Linked DNA regions of Mus musculus: region 2 is linked to region 1. Evidence: chromatin loops called from intact Hi-C (ENCODE). Cell type or tissue: gastrocnemius. All regions are shown on one strand. Links, peaks and the distances in the headings refer to the core of each region. The heading gives the core; the rest is flanking DNA. Region 1 has its middle 22 kb from the start of Gm35934. Region 2 has its middle 29 kb from the start of Agpat5.

Region 1 (8,337 bases), core at 293-8,292:
CATGATATACATGAATATGTATATGGTGTATATAAATATGTATATGATGTATAAGAATATGTATATGATGTATACGAATATGCATATGATGTATATGTATGTGTATATGTATATGATGTATATGTGTATATGATGTATATGTATGTGAATGTATATGATATATATGAATATGTATATGATGCATATATATATATATATATACATATATATATATATACACACACACATGTATATTTGTGGGGTGCAAGGAATTGCAGGGCCTTGCACATGCTAGGAAAACACTTCATTACTGAGCTGTAACTCCATCCCTGTGTGTAGGTTTTTCGTGTACACAGTAGTTCTCAATTCCTGGGGTAAACGTCCAGAAACACAAGTGCAGATCCTGAAGCTGACAAGTGCTTAGTTGTATGAGAAATTGCCAACCCATCTTCCAAAGAGTCTGCTTCATTTTGCTCTCCTGCCTTCAATGTGGGAGTGTCCATGCCCGCACTACCCAGTGCTCTCTGTGTTCTGGGTTTGCCTGTTCTAAGAGACATGTCAAGGCATATCCCTGTTGTCTCTTTCACTTTTTTTCCAGTTGTCCTGTGGCCAGGAGTGTCTTCTTGTAGGTTTAATTGTCTCTCAAAGCATCTCTCCAATACAATGGTGCTCTCCAGGAGGGCCCCTCCAGGAGGGCCCCGAAACTCAGCACTATGTGTGCCTTCTTGAAAGCCCCCCCTTTTAATAAAAAAAAGACTTTTATTTATTTATTTATTTAATGTATGTGAGTGTCAGGTGTGTCACTGTCTTCAGACACACCAGAAGAAGGCATCATATCCCCATTATAGATGGTTGTAAGCCACCATGTAGTTGCTGGGAATTGAACTCAGCACCTCTAGAAGAGCAGACAGTGCTCTTAACCACTGAACCATCTCTCCAGCCCAAACTTCTCTTAAGAAGATTGAATTAGATCCTTTCCTCGTTGCTAAGACAAGATACCTGGTGAGAAGATGTAGGCATGGAAGGGCTTGTGTTGACTCGCGGGGGTGGAACAACCCATCACTATGGGGAAAGCATAGCAGCAGGACCTTGAAGTGGCTAGTCACATGGCATCTGCCATCAAGAAGCATAGTTGAAGGATGACACTCGGCTCAGGTTCTCCTTCCTTCAGTCGGGGACCTCAGCCCATGGGATGCGGGCATCACTGCATTTATAGTGGGTCTTCTCATTATAGAAACTCTCTCAAAGACCTGCCCAGAGGTTCGTCTCCTAGGGAATTCTAGATCCTACCACACTGACAATATTAACTATATAATATATGTGTGTGTACATACATACATACATACATACATACATACATAGTTTCTTTTCTAAAATCTATGTCTAAGCATTGAAGCACTGGCTAGAAGACATTAAAGTAATCCAGCCAGGTCACTGTAGCAACTTCCTGAACTCAAGGCAAGGATCTGGTTGGAAAAACACCATCACAGCCAAAGAACAAATACAGAAACTGGGAAATGCCACCTTTGGTGTGCATGCTACCCAGGAATCAGGTGCAAACAATGACCAGGGGTCAGATAGTTAATAGAGAGCTGGTTCTTGTGTCACTCACTCACACTTAAAGACTTCAGCCAAGGCCAAGCTGGCCTGGCGTCGTCCCTCACACCATTAACAGGGAGGTCTCTGAAACACTGGAACAGGCCCAGAGCAGAAACGTGTTGGGACACTTCCTCTACACTTCAGCAGGACAAACATCTATTCTGGGTTTGGGCTGTTTCCAAGTTGGGTTACAAGATGATAAACAATAGGGATTTTGGAGGGGAGGGGGAGCGAGTGAGATTTTTTAACTGGGTACTTTCGCAAAAGCACAATTAACACAGTACTTGAAGAAACGATCAAGTAGAATAGTTAGGGATGTGAAGGATTGTCTGCGGTTGTAAAAAACATTTCCCACCATGGTTCTTGTTTATCCCTTGGATGTTTGGGAAGACCTGCCGAGGCCATATTTTTGTCTAGTCATTTGTGTTTCCCATAGACTCCGAGAACTTTCTTTTATAGACTATCAATAATTATCCATCTGACTCTGAGGGTAAGAAATGGAAAGTAGAAAGTTCAAGAAATCAATTAGCCGGCTTAAATTTGCTGAGAAATCCGGGACGGTGTTCAGGACTGAAACTTACAAAAGTAAATCAACATAGGATGGCAAAGTAAATTAACCCGGATGACAAAATGAAAGGAAGAGCTCCGATACAGCCTCATAAATTTCCTGCTCCATGCATTTCGAGTCTCCAGTTCCTAATAAAATTCTCATGAGAACGGAGTACTGCTTCATAAAAGCCCCCGAACTTGCCCCATGAGAACTGGCTGGTTTATAAGGCCACATGGGTTCAAGGCTGTGGTTTATTTATTAAAAATTTCTCAGTAAATATATCATAGTTGACTGGTGACTGCCCTGAGATCATGGGGAGGCCATGTTTCATTCCTCCTGCCCCCAAACCAGGAAGGAAAACAAGAAAAAGCACGTCAGGAACTCTCTGAAGAAACCATAGCTTTTCACTGAAGAAAGTTCTAGGCTCCTTTTGTTTACCTTCAGTCCAGAGACCTCAACCTCTTTCTTCGCCCACCCCTCCCCCTCCCTTCTCCTCCCCATCTCCCTTCTCTTCCCCTTCCCCAACTGATAGGGTCTCATTCAGCCCAAGCTATGTAGCTAAGGATGACCTTGAAATTCTGATCCTCCCATCTCCACTTAAGTTCTAGGATTATGCAATCCCCAGGGCTCAAACCTACAGCTTTGTGCATGTTAGGCAAGGAGTCAACTGACTGAGCGGCATCTCCAGTCCTGGATATGTGTTTAAATGACATGGTGAAGCCAATGCACTCATAGCTCACATAGCTCTCTCAGAGGGAGGCCTTCCTACTGCCTGAGAGGGACACTGGTGAATACATGTGAATACAATGTAGTCTCAATCTGGGCCAAGTAAAGACTTCACTAAAAAGCTGACATGGATCTTGGATGGTCCTAAGACAGTGTCTGTCATGATCATCCCAGCTTAGAGGAAGGGAAGTTTCACACAGAAACGTCAACCCTTGCTGAAGTTATGGACCTTGTCAGGGTCAGAGTAGGGTGGTGAGCCCAGGCCAGCAAACCTCGGTGTGATGTGTGGGCTCACAGGACTAGATGTAGGGAGATGTCCTGTGTGGTGTCTCAGGCGCTTTTATCATTTTGACCCCACTTACCCTGACTTCTTTTCAAATAAACCCATGTTTGGGGTGTCCTGATTGAGCCCAAAGGGACATAGATACACGCACGTAGGGGCTTTTTGTTCCCTCTCGTATGTACCATTGTTGAGGACAATGAGGCTCATCTATGTATACACACGACACAGCGGTGTCTCCAACCTTCATGGTTCATGTTAGCTCTAAACATGTGGGCTTGTCTGGAGCCAAGCCTGAGTGAGTTGGCTCTGCATGCAGGTATCTGCTGAAGTCTATTCTTGGGGTTCGATGCATTACCCTGGAGTTCATTGGCCTGAGTTCCACGTCTTGTTCTGTCTCCAATATGTGAATCAACCTTTCTATGGGAATCTCCCTCTAACCAAAAGTAGTAAGAATGGCCTATGTCTGGACGGCATGCCCAGCGCTCCCACACAAAGACACCCACTCACACACTTCAGTGGACAAGAGCAGGTTGTGTGATATGGCTGAGAAAACTTAATTATGAAGTTTCTTAAAAGTTACAGTTTGTTATTTATGGTAATTTTAGATTCATGGAAGAATTGGACCAAAGATGCAAAGGGCACAGGTAAGTCCTCTTCTTTTGTACACACAGCCTCTGTGGTTATGAACATCTCCGTCTGAGGCTCACAGTCTTTGGACACAACAGTATCTCAGAATCACTGTTTTCAGTAGTGTTGGTCACTCTCAGTATTATAAACCCGAGGCTTTGCACAAATACAGCACGAGATGCTTTCCCTATTGTGTGATTACCTACACACTCTGCCTAGAAGGTGGTGTGTTGCGTTCTGCAGGCACTGGACCAGTCCCTGTCTTTCTTAAAATGTCTAATGAAATTATGCAGCAGAAGGCCTTTCCTATGGCTTCCTTCCTTCAGTGATTGGCACGTCCACTTCTGCCATGTCTTTTTGTGGCTTGATGGTCCCATTCCTTTTTGTGTTGGATAACATCCCACTGTCTGCAAAGACATAACAAGACTGTCTCCCTCCCTCCCTCCCTCCCTCCCTCCCTCCCTCCCTCCCTCCCTCCCTCCCTCCCTCCCTCCCTCCCTCCCTCCCTCCCTCCCTCCCGGGTCTTGCTATGTAGCCCTGGTTGGCCTGAAACTCCAGGCTGTCCTGAAACTGAAACTCATAGAGATCTATGCGTTTGTCTTGGAGTTCTGGGATTAAAGGTAAGTGCTATGCTCCCCGACTGTTTTTCTTAATGAACACAGCAATAGGAGCTGTGTGCATCAGTAAACCTGGCTCTGGTAAGACCTGGGCTTTTGGACTCTGCTGTACATAGCCAGTAAGGAGTCTAGCTCATGAACACTAAGTTAAGTTTGGTGTTAAAGTAACCGGGTGATTGTCTCATTGCTGACTTTGACTGTCAGGTAGATTGCTGTTGGAGGTAGAAATGGATGTTATGTTATGGAAAATGGATGTTAACGTTCTAGCATTAATTTATCTTCATGGACCTTTAGAGCCAGATCCCAACAAGAGAGGGCTGGCAACTTGCTGGAAAAATGCAAATTGTCCTGCAAGTGCTTAGCTTTTAGCAAGACGTTTGTGCTATCCACGCAGGTATTTCTGAGCATACATATCAGCCCCTCAAGCTTACACTTCAGAGGCCCTGGGTCTCCTCAATTGAGTTAGAAGGGGAAACAAGAGGGGAGGTGCGCGAGCGCCACCTAGTGGCAGATGGCACCAGGCCTGTTGTTAGCTCAGAATCTCCATGGTGTGTAAAGCTACCAGCAATCCGAGTTTAGAAGAGTGTGAGGAGCCTTAGCTCTGAGAGCAAACTGACTGAAACACACCCAAAGCCCTCTTCAGCAGCTTACCGCGGAACGTCTTAATTAGGTCTCTCAAGGGTGAGCTGACACCTCAGCTAATTCCTTCTCCACATGAGAATGGTTTATTTGTAGCCTAGAATCAGGACTCAGTGTTACCACGAGTTACACAAGAGAAGGAAGCAAGCTGGCTGCTTATTTCAAACCCAAGTCAAGCTAAGCCAGAGAAAGCTTTCAGCTATAAGTTATTGGAAATGTGTTACTACAATCGTGAGCGCACTCTTGAATGCACAGCATTCAACTGCGCCCGTGTACTTCCTTATACAGAACAATCGGCTATTTCCACTATTGCACAGTGTTCTCCAATGACCACAGAACCAAACAAATGTGTTGAAAACCTGCAACCTTTTGCAACTCAGAGTGCTAGTTTGCACCTAAATAGTGAGAGACGCTGCCATCCACTTTGTAATGGCTGTGACGGAAACCAAACAAACTACGGGCAAACCCTTCTCCTTTGGTGCCTAGGCCCTCCCATCCTGTTGGAGAGTTCGGTTGCTTGCTTTATGGGGTCTTTTTATTGGGCTCCCTGAGAACCTGCATGTTCTGAGAAGGAACTGTGTCTTCATTTCCCAGGACTGTGAAAAAAAAAAAAAACAAAAAACCTCCCATCTTTGTGCCGTTCCTGGGCCATCAAGGACCGTGAGGTGTCTGTACATGATCTCATGGCACCAGAGCGAGGGCTGTTAGACCGTTGGGGAAACCCAGGGGAAGCTCTAGCCTTGGGGACTGTAGCAGTGGCTTGGGCGCCTTTACTGTGTTGCTTTTTACAATACTGAGTAGCAGAGAGCCCTGAGCTCATTTCTTCACTATTTGGTCAAATTTCAGGCGTAAGGGAAAAAAAAAAAAAAAAAAGGGAGTCTCTTTAATTTATCCAATGTCACCTATAAAAAAAGTGTCAATTATAAAGCGTGAATTTGTGGGCTGGTGACAACGGTGTCACATTGCTTTTTCTGTTTGAAGGGGCTTTCGAGGAGCAGATCCTGTTGTTTATGGTGCTCCCACCCCTCCTCCCCATCCCATCCCTTCCTCCACCCCAGCCTTGCCAATGTATAAACAACCCCCAAAACCTGTCTCTTACGGCAGCTGGAAAGAATTGAGCTCCACCAAGACCCAGGTTCCATGCGCCCTGGAAACCCTGACAGGGATGCTGTAATGAACCTGTATCTTTGTGGACTTTTCCACGGTACCTTTCCACAAGGGATTTCCTCCTCCAAGCTGTTAATTTAAACTTTGGATTAGGGCTGTCATTCTCAGAGCTGCCACACTGTAGCTTAACCAGTGATATCTGTGACATTAGTCATCATGGACCGGGTGGATGGAGTACAGGAGCTGGCCCAGAGAACTTGTCTCATCTACTGCTTAAAAAATATTGTGTTTGTTACTTCAAAACTATGTGTATGATGCTGGGGTGGTGATGGGGCACGCCTTTAGTTCCAGCACTCAGGAGGCAGAGTCAGGAAGACCTCTGAGTTTGAGGCCAGCTTGGTCTACAGAGAGTTTCAGGAGAGCCAGGGATACACAGAGAAACCCTGCCACAAAAAACAAAAACAAACACAAAAGTATTATGTATATGTTTGTGTGAGGTTGTGTGCACATAAATGCAGGTGCTCTCAGAGACCAGAATGGGATCCACTTTGAATCTGTGTCATAGGTGACTGTGAGCCCTGTTACCAATCCGGGATATGGGTCTTTTGTAAGGCCAGTGTGTGATCTTAACTGATAAGCTATCTTTACACCCACGGCCTCTACTTCCTTTTTTCTTTTGGACAGGGTTCACTGCGAATTATAACCTGGCTCTGATATACATTGCTCCTGCCTCAGGCTCTAACATTTTGGGATTGCAGAAATGCTCTACCACACCTGACTTTTAAAGCCGGAAGCATTTCCCTTGTCTTCCGAACTGGTGCTTATAGTAAGGTAAAAACAAATTCAGCAGAATTAGCCTTCTGGTGAATTCCCAGCCTTTTTTGGTCTTTTTAGCATTAAAATCCCCCATCTCAGGAAACCCTGAAGTCCCAGAGAACTGGGAAAATCAGTTATCCTAAGCAGGATGGAAGTCAGGATCAAATTTAGACAGCAAACAGTCTATCGGAGTGGGCTGGGGATGAAGCTCAGTTGGTACCATGCTTGTCTAGAAGTGTGAGGCCCTAGTTTGCTCCCCAGCACTATACAAACCGGAAGTGAAACACACCCGAAATCCCAGCACCGAGGAGCTGGACACAGGAGGATCAGAAGTCAAGGCCATCCTTGGCTATCTATATCTATATCTATATCTATATCTATATCTATATCTATATCTATATCTATATCTATATCTATATCTATATCCTCAGCCTGGACTAACTAAGACCCTGTCTAAAAACAAAAACATAAATAAACAATGAAAAAGCAATTGGGCTGAATTTTAAAGTCAAGTTCAGACTGGCACCATGGCTCAGTGGTTAAGAGCACTGACTGCTCTTCCCAAGGACCGGGTTCAATTCCCAGCATCCACATGGCAATTTATAAGCATCTGCAACTTCAGTTCCAGGGGATTTGCCACCTCCTTCTGGCCTCTGAGGGCACTGCATGCATATGGTGTGTATGACATTCATGTTGGCAAAACATCCACATGCACAGAATTATAAAGAATAAAAAAAGAATAAAATTTAACTGGCCCCATTATGGCTAACTGATGAGCTTTTAGCCTGAAACCAACTCAGGAAAGGGCTCAGAAGGAGCCTTACAGTCCGACACTTGAGAGAGTACACTAGACTACAAAGAGCTATGTCCTGCTTGGCAGCATTACACTGTAGCCAGTCCCTCCTGTCCTCTCTCTCTCTCTCTCTCTCACACACACACACATACACACACACACACACACACACACACAGAGCCATCTTATGTGCTTGGCATCCTGGGCTGCTGTACAAAGTGTGGCTTTGCTGTGCCCTTCCTAGCTGCAATATACATATATTTTTCTGCAATAATGAAAGAGACAAAGGGGCTGGAGAGATGGCTTAGTGGTTAAGAGCACTGACTACTCTTCCAGAGGTCATGAGTTCAATACCCAGCAACCACATGGTGGCTCACAACCACCTGTAATGAAATCTGATGCCCCCTTCTGGTGTGTCTGAAGAGAGCAACAGTGTACTCACATAAAATAAATGAATACATCTTAAGAAAAACAAAAATGAAAGAGACAAAGAAGAGAAAGAATGCAGGGCCAATCTGAGGAGCTGATGTGTTCTGCCTAGGGTGGACACAGGACTCTTAAACTCATCTGTTTGCCTTTCTAAGTGCTGCAATCAGCCCTG
Region 2 (8,337 bases), core at 36-8,035, 110 kb before region 1:
TTACCATGTGAGTCTCCAAATGAAATGCTAACTCCGAGGTTGCATAGAATTAGCAAGTAACAAATGCTTATTCTGCCTAACAAGATAAGCTGCCCCTTGGGGACAAACATAATAAATGAATTGAACACTATGGCTGCATACTTTAAATGAAATAGACAAAAATTTTTCCAAGCCAGGAATAGAGGCAAATAAATGTTAATAGAGGGTAGACTTCAGAAAAGTTAAAGTTGTGTCAAGGACTCCACATCCCATCTAAATTGGATTGTGCTAATACAATCAGAGGTGCAGGAACAGAGAGGGGGTGCAGTGGTTCACAGTGGGAGCTCCTCAGCCTGCAAGGAGCATGCCCCTGTGTTTATTACATTCCCACTTAAAGCTTTGGCTCAGCAACACAGCCAGCGACAGGACCAGCGGAGTTCTCAGGATTCCACTGTTAATGTGGTCAACCAGAAACACTTTAGTAAATACAATGTACCAAGAAGAGGATCCTCCGAGATGAACAGCCGTCAGCTTCATCGGAACAGCTGTAACCCCGTTCTCATGAATCCCCCAAGTTTGGGCTTGCCCATTGTCCAAGAAAGGAGTAGAGAGTTTTTGGACCCTCTGCACTTCCCAGACATTTGCATGAAATTGTGTCCCAATCACACATGGCCTCATTCTCTCTGGGTGCTGGCATGTATGTACAGGCTGTGGGAGGGTAACTAAAAGATGAAGTCCATCTCTGCACCCCATGGCTATCCATCGTTATCCATGCTGGGACTTCCTGGTACCACAGCTGCTTTGGGACCACCCACGATCCTGTAAGTAATCCCTCACTCACGCTCTGTAAATAAGCCCAATACACTCTTTAGTCCCTCAAGTTGTACTCTAGGGGGAACAGCACTTTGGTGTGTTGTTTGTGCTCTATGAGAAGGGGGTAGACCTTTGCCTATCTCCACAGTGGATCTTCTCAGCTTCCTGCCCCAGCCACCTGCTGCCCGACTACCCTGCAATCACGACTCCTAATCTTCTGGAATTATAAGCCAAAGTAAATTCCCCCTTAGGTTGTTTTAGTCTTGGTGCTTTATCGCAGCAGCAGTAAAGTTAACTGCAAATGCAAGGGGCAATGGGACTGACTCGCTGTCGGGCCTGGATTAGAGGGAAAGCCGATGGAGAGGATTAGTTTTACCTTCCTAAATAGGAAGAAGAGACTAGGAGGCTGGGGAGACAGATCATCGTGGATTTAGCTAGACATGGTGGTACTTGCCCATAACAGCAGCACTTAGATGTGGAGGCAGGATGATTATAAATTCAGAGAAAACATGGGCTGCATGGAGAGTTCAAGGACATCCTGGGCTACACAGTGAGACCTTGTCTTTAAATATATATATAATCTGGACATGCCACATCTTTTCTTGCACGCGCCTCCTGCATATGCAAGGCCCTGGCTTTGCTTGGTAGCACTGGGAGGGAGCGAAAGGGAAAGGAGGAAATCATGAGTTAGAATTTGCACTGGACACATCTTCTGATCCTGCCGGAGTCCTAAACAGATCTCCAGTGGGGATGGGGCAGAATGTTGTGAAAGGAACTTCATGCCAGGTAAATGACAAGCGTTGTGGCAAAAGTGTGCGACCTTCAAGGAAATTCGAAAAGTGCAAGATCCACATGCCTCGCCTAGAAACCTGAAGGTATTACTGGGCTCTACCTGATGAAAGCCTCAGTTTCCCCAGGACGTCAAAGCTCACTGGGCTTCTGCCTCAAGGTCATTCACAGGAATCCACGAAACCGTTTTCCTTCCTGGGAAATGACTCCTCCCGCCCCAGGCGTGGCAGCACCGCACTTGTCTTCCTTAGCAGAGAACTTCATGTTTCTATGAAGAATAATATGCCATGGGAGTTGTGACCTGAGCATCACGGACACTGTGATTCTATCGTTCTGTCTTTGTGTGCAGTCAAGAGTTAGTTCTTGTGGGTCTCCAAATACTCAGCTCCATTCCAGCTCCTTCTGTGGAATGGAAACCAGCTCCTTCTGGCTTCCTGGAAACCACGTGGCTTCAACAAGACAAGGCAAGACTGCTGGGAACATACCAGGGTGGCCACAGGAAACAAGTGCTTTATAAAGGAAGGGCAATGGCGTCAGAGGTGACATAAGATAGCATGTAACTGAGGTCACTAGGAGACAAACAGGACTGATGCTACTGGTGCTCTCAGGGAGACAGTAAAGAAGCTACCCCAGCTTCAAAGGGTGTGACGGTGACAGGTTCAGGAAGAGGCTGGCATGTTCTTATGTGATGCCACCCAGGCAGAAGAAAAGGGAGTTGTAGCTGAAAGATGCATTTGTATACTCAGGGTCTGACCTTACTGTCTAACCCGGGCAGAAAGAAGCTGACTAGATTGTGAAAGCCCTATTTGATTGGCACAAGTAATGGTCATAAGTGGACACTTGTAAGGACCCAGCTGTTACCAGCAACGTGATATCTGGCTCTGTTCTCATGGCTGCACTGACCCATTCTTATTCATCTCAAGATTTTTCTGTTCCATCCACGTCTACATTGCCATTGACGTTTGCGTTTTCCTTTGTTTAGAACATCATTCATTCTTAGCATGTTAATATCTCAAGGAAGCCACTGATCCTGGCTGGAAAGACATCCCCCACCTCATTTCATTACTGTCCTTACCCGGGAATGTCAGGTACTCTAGCAGTGACCTTTGACCTGGTCTTTGTTCCCCTCGCAGCAACATATTAAGAAACAAGCACACAAATTCCTCAGGTCCAGTGATTATAGAGTTTGTACAAATCCTATGCTGTGCATTTAGGGTCTCAGCTGAGCTTGCTGTTATGGCCTGGGGGGATGTTAGAAACGTGTTAAGACTCGGAGGAAGGTTTGAGAGGACTGGAGAGAGAACTCTATTGGTAAAGGATTTGCCATGCAAGTGTGCAGACCCAGAGTCTCAATCTCCATACAAAGTCAGGTACAGTAACACATATCTAAAACCCCAGAACAAGAGAGATGAAGACGAGCCACCCAGGCTGGCTGAGTCTGTGAGGGCCAGGCTCTATGAGACTCTGTTGCAAAGATAGGATATGAAGAAGCACCCAAACTCAACCTGTCCTACACACCATATACACATGTGCACACAGCCACACACCACATATGTACCACACATACAAAACAAACAAACACAGCACACACACACATGTGCATGCAGGTGTACACCACACACACACACACACATATTAACATAGATATACACAACATACACAATGCACAGAGTACACATACAACAAGCATGCATACACATGCATACGTATCACACACAGAGTCATGTTTGGAGGGCTTTTTTTCCCAGCCTTCCTTCTATCCAGATGAGGGACCAGTGTCGGAAACTCACTGCTGGTATCTGGTTTCATAAACCCAGTCTCATTCCCTCGTGTTAGAAGTCGCACACATCACAGACCGACTCCAATTCAAAGGCAGCCTGCAAACTTAAGACACTCAAGTAATAATCCCGTAATCAGAGAAAGTTGCTCTTTTGATTGAACAAACCTATGTTTTTAGCTCAAGATGTATGTGTTGCCTCTTCCAGAGTCGCTCCAGCCAGTCTCTGGTTATCACAGCCACAGAGAGACAGCTGATCAGTCTTCAGTGTGGGGTAAAAGCAGCGGCATTTTCAAGATTTCTGGTTTCACCCTTTTAACCCAAAGACTAGCTATAAATAGACGCGAAGTCTGGGGTTTCCATGGCTGAGTGCTGCTATAAATAGCTTTAGACATTTTCCCACTTCATGCTTTCTAAAAGAACATTCTCTACTTCCCTTCTTGGATAACCTTTGGGAATAGAGCAAGACCACATTCAGAAGTTTATTACGGGACCCTGACAGAATGGCTAATGAGCCTTCCAGCAACCGTGAGTGTCCCGCAGATATTAGAAACAAACCTGAGAATAAAAGGATTTCATAAGTGTATGCAGTTAAACTCTTACATGTAAACATATTTCTGAAAGAGACATTTTCAAAGGAAGCAGGCTGTTAATATTTTGCCCACTTTCTCATGTCCCTGGGAATGTTCTTCTAAAACACAAAATTAAGCCTAAATTAACCATTCATCAGTTCTGAAGTGAAACAAATGTACTCTTCTTTCCTTCTCTTGTCAGGCCACTGTGGGGGTGTGAAGAAATGCATTGCCTTCATCTCCCTCACAACACCTCCTAGAGAAAGAGGTGCTGGCCCAGCTACCGGGAGTTCAAAAAGTCTGTCTTCTGCATTGAGAATGCGCATGGGACCTTCTTGTAAGGACCTCGGGTAAGATCCTACACTGAAGTGCTCTCTGCTGGTGCTGCTGGCTTGTGGAAGCCGGAGCAGAGTCCCACAGAAAGGCCTCTGAGCATGTCCAATGCCTGCCTGCTAGCAACCTCTGCTGGTGGTTATTTTCAACAGAGAAGGAAGGGAACCAGCAGCTAAGTAAGCAGAGGAAAGGGAAGGTTCATACGGCCCCAAATCAGGTTCTGGGTTTGCTGTGTTTTGTTTAAAGGTGGACAAAAGAAGATCAGTAAGAGACGCTCAAGATACTGGTGATTTTTGAAGCAGAGTATTTGAGCACTTTTAGCGCTACAGAAAATATTGAGCAAAATATTGGACAAAATTGAAAAAACATTGAACAACAACAACAGAAAGAAAAAAAAAAACAAATAATGTTCCTAGCACTGTCAGTTTCCTCTGTTCTTAATGTAGCAAGATTGTGGGTTGTATTGGTTACAGTTCTAATATGTTGATTAAAATTAGCCCACAGTTTAAATTAAGGGTCACTGCTTGTGTTGGGCACTCCACAGGTTTGGGCAAGTAGAAAATGACACAAGCCACATCTTAAATGTTTTACAAATGAATAGATTTCTCTCTGCCCCAATCTCCCGACTCTCCACCTACTCATCTTCCTCCCCCCGAAACCCCTGTCAACTATTCATAAATGGTGGCCTCTGTGGTTCTTGTCTTTCCCAAGAAACTACCAGACTCTCCTCCACGAGGGCTATTTCGGAATATATTCCAATCAGCAACAAGGGAGTGTTTCTATTGCTGCCCAACAGCATCTGGGGGGCATCAGTGTTCTGTGCATGGCTCTTCTCATGGATGTGCAGTTCATGCCAAGGCTGGGGGGCATCAGTGTTCTGTGCATGGCTCTTCTCATGGATGTGCAGTTCATGCCAAGGCTGGGGGGCATCAGTGTTCTGTGCTTGGCTGTTCTCATACATGTGCAGGGGATGCCAGAGCTGGGGGCATCTGTGTGCTCTTTTCATAAGTGTTCAGTGAATGCCATGGCTGCATTTAATTTATAGTTCCTGGTACACATTGATAAGTGCCTTCTGGATGCTTATTCACCTCTGTGTATTTTCTATGATGAAATATATTAGGATATTTTCTCCATTTTTAAGTTGCCTATTTTTTTTTGTATTAAGTTCTGTCTGTATATTTACCTGAAGTGTTTTGCAAAACAAACATCCATTGCACAACTCATTTTTTCTTCTCTTCATCATTGAACAGCATTTGTCATGGAACCTCAGAGACATTTAAACTAAGAATTCAGCATAATGGATTCTTACTTTTTTTTTTTTTAAGTTAAAAAAGTGTGTGTGTGTGTGTGTGTGTGTGTGTGTGTGTGTGTGTGTGTGTGTGGTGCATGTGCATGTGCATGTGCCCGTGCACATGCACTCTGCTTGTAATGGTGCCTGCAGGGGTCAGAAGAAGGCACCGAATCATCTGGGTGAAGCTGTACTTATAGGCAATTGAGCCCCCTGCCTGGGTGCTGGAAACCAAGCTCTGGTCCTCTGAGGGAGGAGCAAGTATTCTTCATCATGGTGCCATCTCTCCAGGCCCACTTCTGATTTTTAAGAAGACCATAATACAAGGAGGAAGGTCATATAGTTGTAAACCAGATACAAGTATTTCACCCACTCAAGGGCATTCAACTAAATGAAGCAAGCCACTTACAAACAGACAAATACATGTAGTTAGTCATCTCCAGGGGCCAGACCACAGTAACACAAGGTGGAAGACAGCAGTCAGGGCTGCTTGGTGAGTACGGTTTCAGGTTTGCGGAATGCAGCTATCTGGAGAAAGCACTCATAGCTCTATGAATTTTCTTGGTACTGCTGGCACAGACATTTCCAATGAGCTAAGGAGGAGAGCTTCAAGTTATTGAAGTGGACGAAGTGCTTGGGAAGCCAGGCAAACGAGTGAAGAGATTGCTGTCTGGTGTGCTGATCCTCTAAACAAGCCTGTAGTTTCACACATTCGTTCTATTCTTTGGAAGCTTTTTTCGCCTGAGCATGGAAGTTATTCGATAGAATGCCAGGAGCATGCGCGAAGCCCTGGGTTCACTCCTCAGCATCATCTTCAAAATAGAACACATCAGCACTTGGGAAAATTGAGGCACCAGAGCTAAAAATGCAATGTCAGCCTCAGTCTCTGGTATGGTACAAAGTGAGTTCAAGGCCGGGCTACATCAAAATGTGTTTTACGTAATTTTTTGAAGGAACGCAAAAGTTGAGACACGGTGAATGACATGCAGGAGTCTAAAATAGGGACAGAGGCACAAATGCAATTCAACAGTGTACTTTGAAGACGTAGAAACCTTCCCACAAGCAAGCCTTGGGACAGAGCAAAGGGTCAGTGGGACAAGCCAATATCCAAAGGAACACAGTTGCTGAGGAAGAGGAAAACTTTAAGATAATAAGCCAGGCTTGGTGGTTCACACCTTTGATGCCAGCACTCAGGAGGAAAAGGCAAGTGGAGCTCTGTGAGTTCAAAGCTAACCTGGTCTACATAGTGAATTCCAGGGAAGCTAGGGTTACACAGAAATACTGTGTCTCAAGCAACGACAGAAAACATTAAACAACTCACAGAACCCATAGAGGCCTTACTGAAAGGAAGGTCGTCCACAAAACCCAGCCCCATAGCAGAACTGGTACAGGACATACCCAGATACCCAATTCTTAACACAAAGGAGATTTGTTACCCTAGAGGGACAAGTGGGGCAGGAACAGGGGCAAAGGGGCAGCAGCAAGAGCAAGGAAGCAAGAAAAGCTGAACAGCAAGAGAGAGCATCTTTGTAGGAGTGGGCTTTTAAGGAGAAAGGGGGTGTCCGTTCTGGGGTGAGTTGGTAATTCTGTTTGGACATGGTAGACAATGAGTTTTGATTGTTGGATCTTGGTGCTTCATCTCAGGAGCAAGTCAGTGGCCAACTAAGGCAACAGATGTTGGGGGCTAGCTTTAGAAATGTAACATTTTTAGCAAGGGGCAGGGAAGCGGGTAAAGAGGCCACATCTGTGTCCAGTGTTTGCCATACTGAGGCCTGCTAGAGCCTCTTCACTTACTGTGGGAGTCAGCTCACGCACAGCAGGCCACTGAAGTCAGTTATCCAGACAGAAGCCATAAGCTTATGAGGGAGCAATAAATGGACATTAAGAGGCTAGTGATAGTGCAAGATAAATTTGGTTCTAGTTATGGATATCCCTAGTTACAGGAAAGTCTCCTTGTAGGATCGGATGAAGGTAAGGCTAAGTAGGAAGACGTCTTGGTGGGAAGAGGGAGAGTCTCCAGATCTTGTAACATTATTAATCCTCTTAATCTGGTTAATAAGAGTATTATCCCAGTGTTAAAATTCTCAAGACCTCATTGTGACCTAAAGAAGTAAAGATGGGAAAGAAAGGAAACAGGCATTTTAACCAAACAAGAACCAAAATCAAACTATTTTCTGCAAAGCTGATGGAAATAGCTGGTGAAATAGCTTCATGCAAAAAGACACTGGCTACCCAGGGTGATGACCACAGGTCATCCACAGGTTGATCCACAGGTAGAAATATAGAATTGGCCTGCAGGAGTTGTCCTCTGATTCCACATGAGCTTCATGGGATATGTGGTATAATAATAAATAATAAAAGAAAGTAACAAATAATAAAATAATAAAAGAAAAAATAAATACAAGTGGCAGAGAAACATTGTCAAATGCTCAGCATCTCTAGCCACCAGAGAAATGCAAGTTTACATTACCTTGAAATTCCATCTCACCCAAGTCAGAAAACAAAATCATATTGAGAAAACAAAAGGAAGCAAATGCTGGTGAGGAATTCTGGGAAAGACTGAAGTCTCACTGTTGGATGGAATGTAAATTATTAATGTCTTTTGCCCCATTTTTCTCTCATGTCATAACCCTAAAGACAGACTTGGGGTCACTGGACTTTTCTCTTTGCCCTACCCCCAACACACCCACATGGGTTCAATATCTTTTTCTTTTTTCTTTTTTTTTAATTGGGTGTTTATTTCATTTACATTTCCAATGCTATCCCAAAAGTCCCCCATATGCTCC

Evidence for each region. A loop is a pair of places that touch in the nucleus more often than their neighbours do. Peaks named below come from ENCODE experiments on the same cell type or tissue, not always from the same donor. Only the 100,000 strongest peaks of a DNase experiment are listed, where the experiment ranks them.
Region 2: it touches region 1 in a loop (2.3-fold over the local background); 3 of 42 quality-filtered maps call a loop at or near these places.

The regions. Positions count from the first base shown.
Region 1 is chr8:18,919,729-18,928,065 of GRCm38, forward strand. It overlaps a transcript of Xkr5 not described here. Among named protein-coding and RNA genes, the nearest start is that of Gm35934, 22 kb to the left of the region's middle. In gastrocnemius, for the core only: no CTCF peak of the experiment used is centred there; a DNase peak (open chromatin) is centred at 4,876; H3K27ac peaks cover 949 bases.
Region 2 is chr8:18,813,597-18,821,933 of GRCm38, forward strand. No RefSeq gene overlaps it. Among named protein-coding and RNA genes, the nearest start is that of Agpat5, 29 kb to the right of the region's middle. In gastrocnemius, for the core only: a CTCF peak has its summit at 4,403 (motif pointing left); a DNase peak (open chromatin) is centred at 4,371; H3K4me3 peaks cover 1,107 bases; H3K27ac peaks cover 1,149 bases.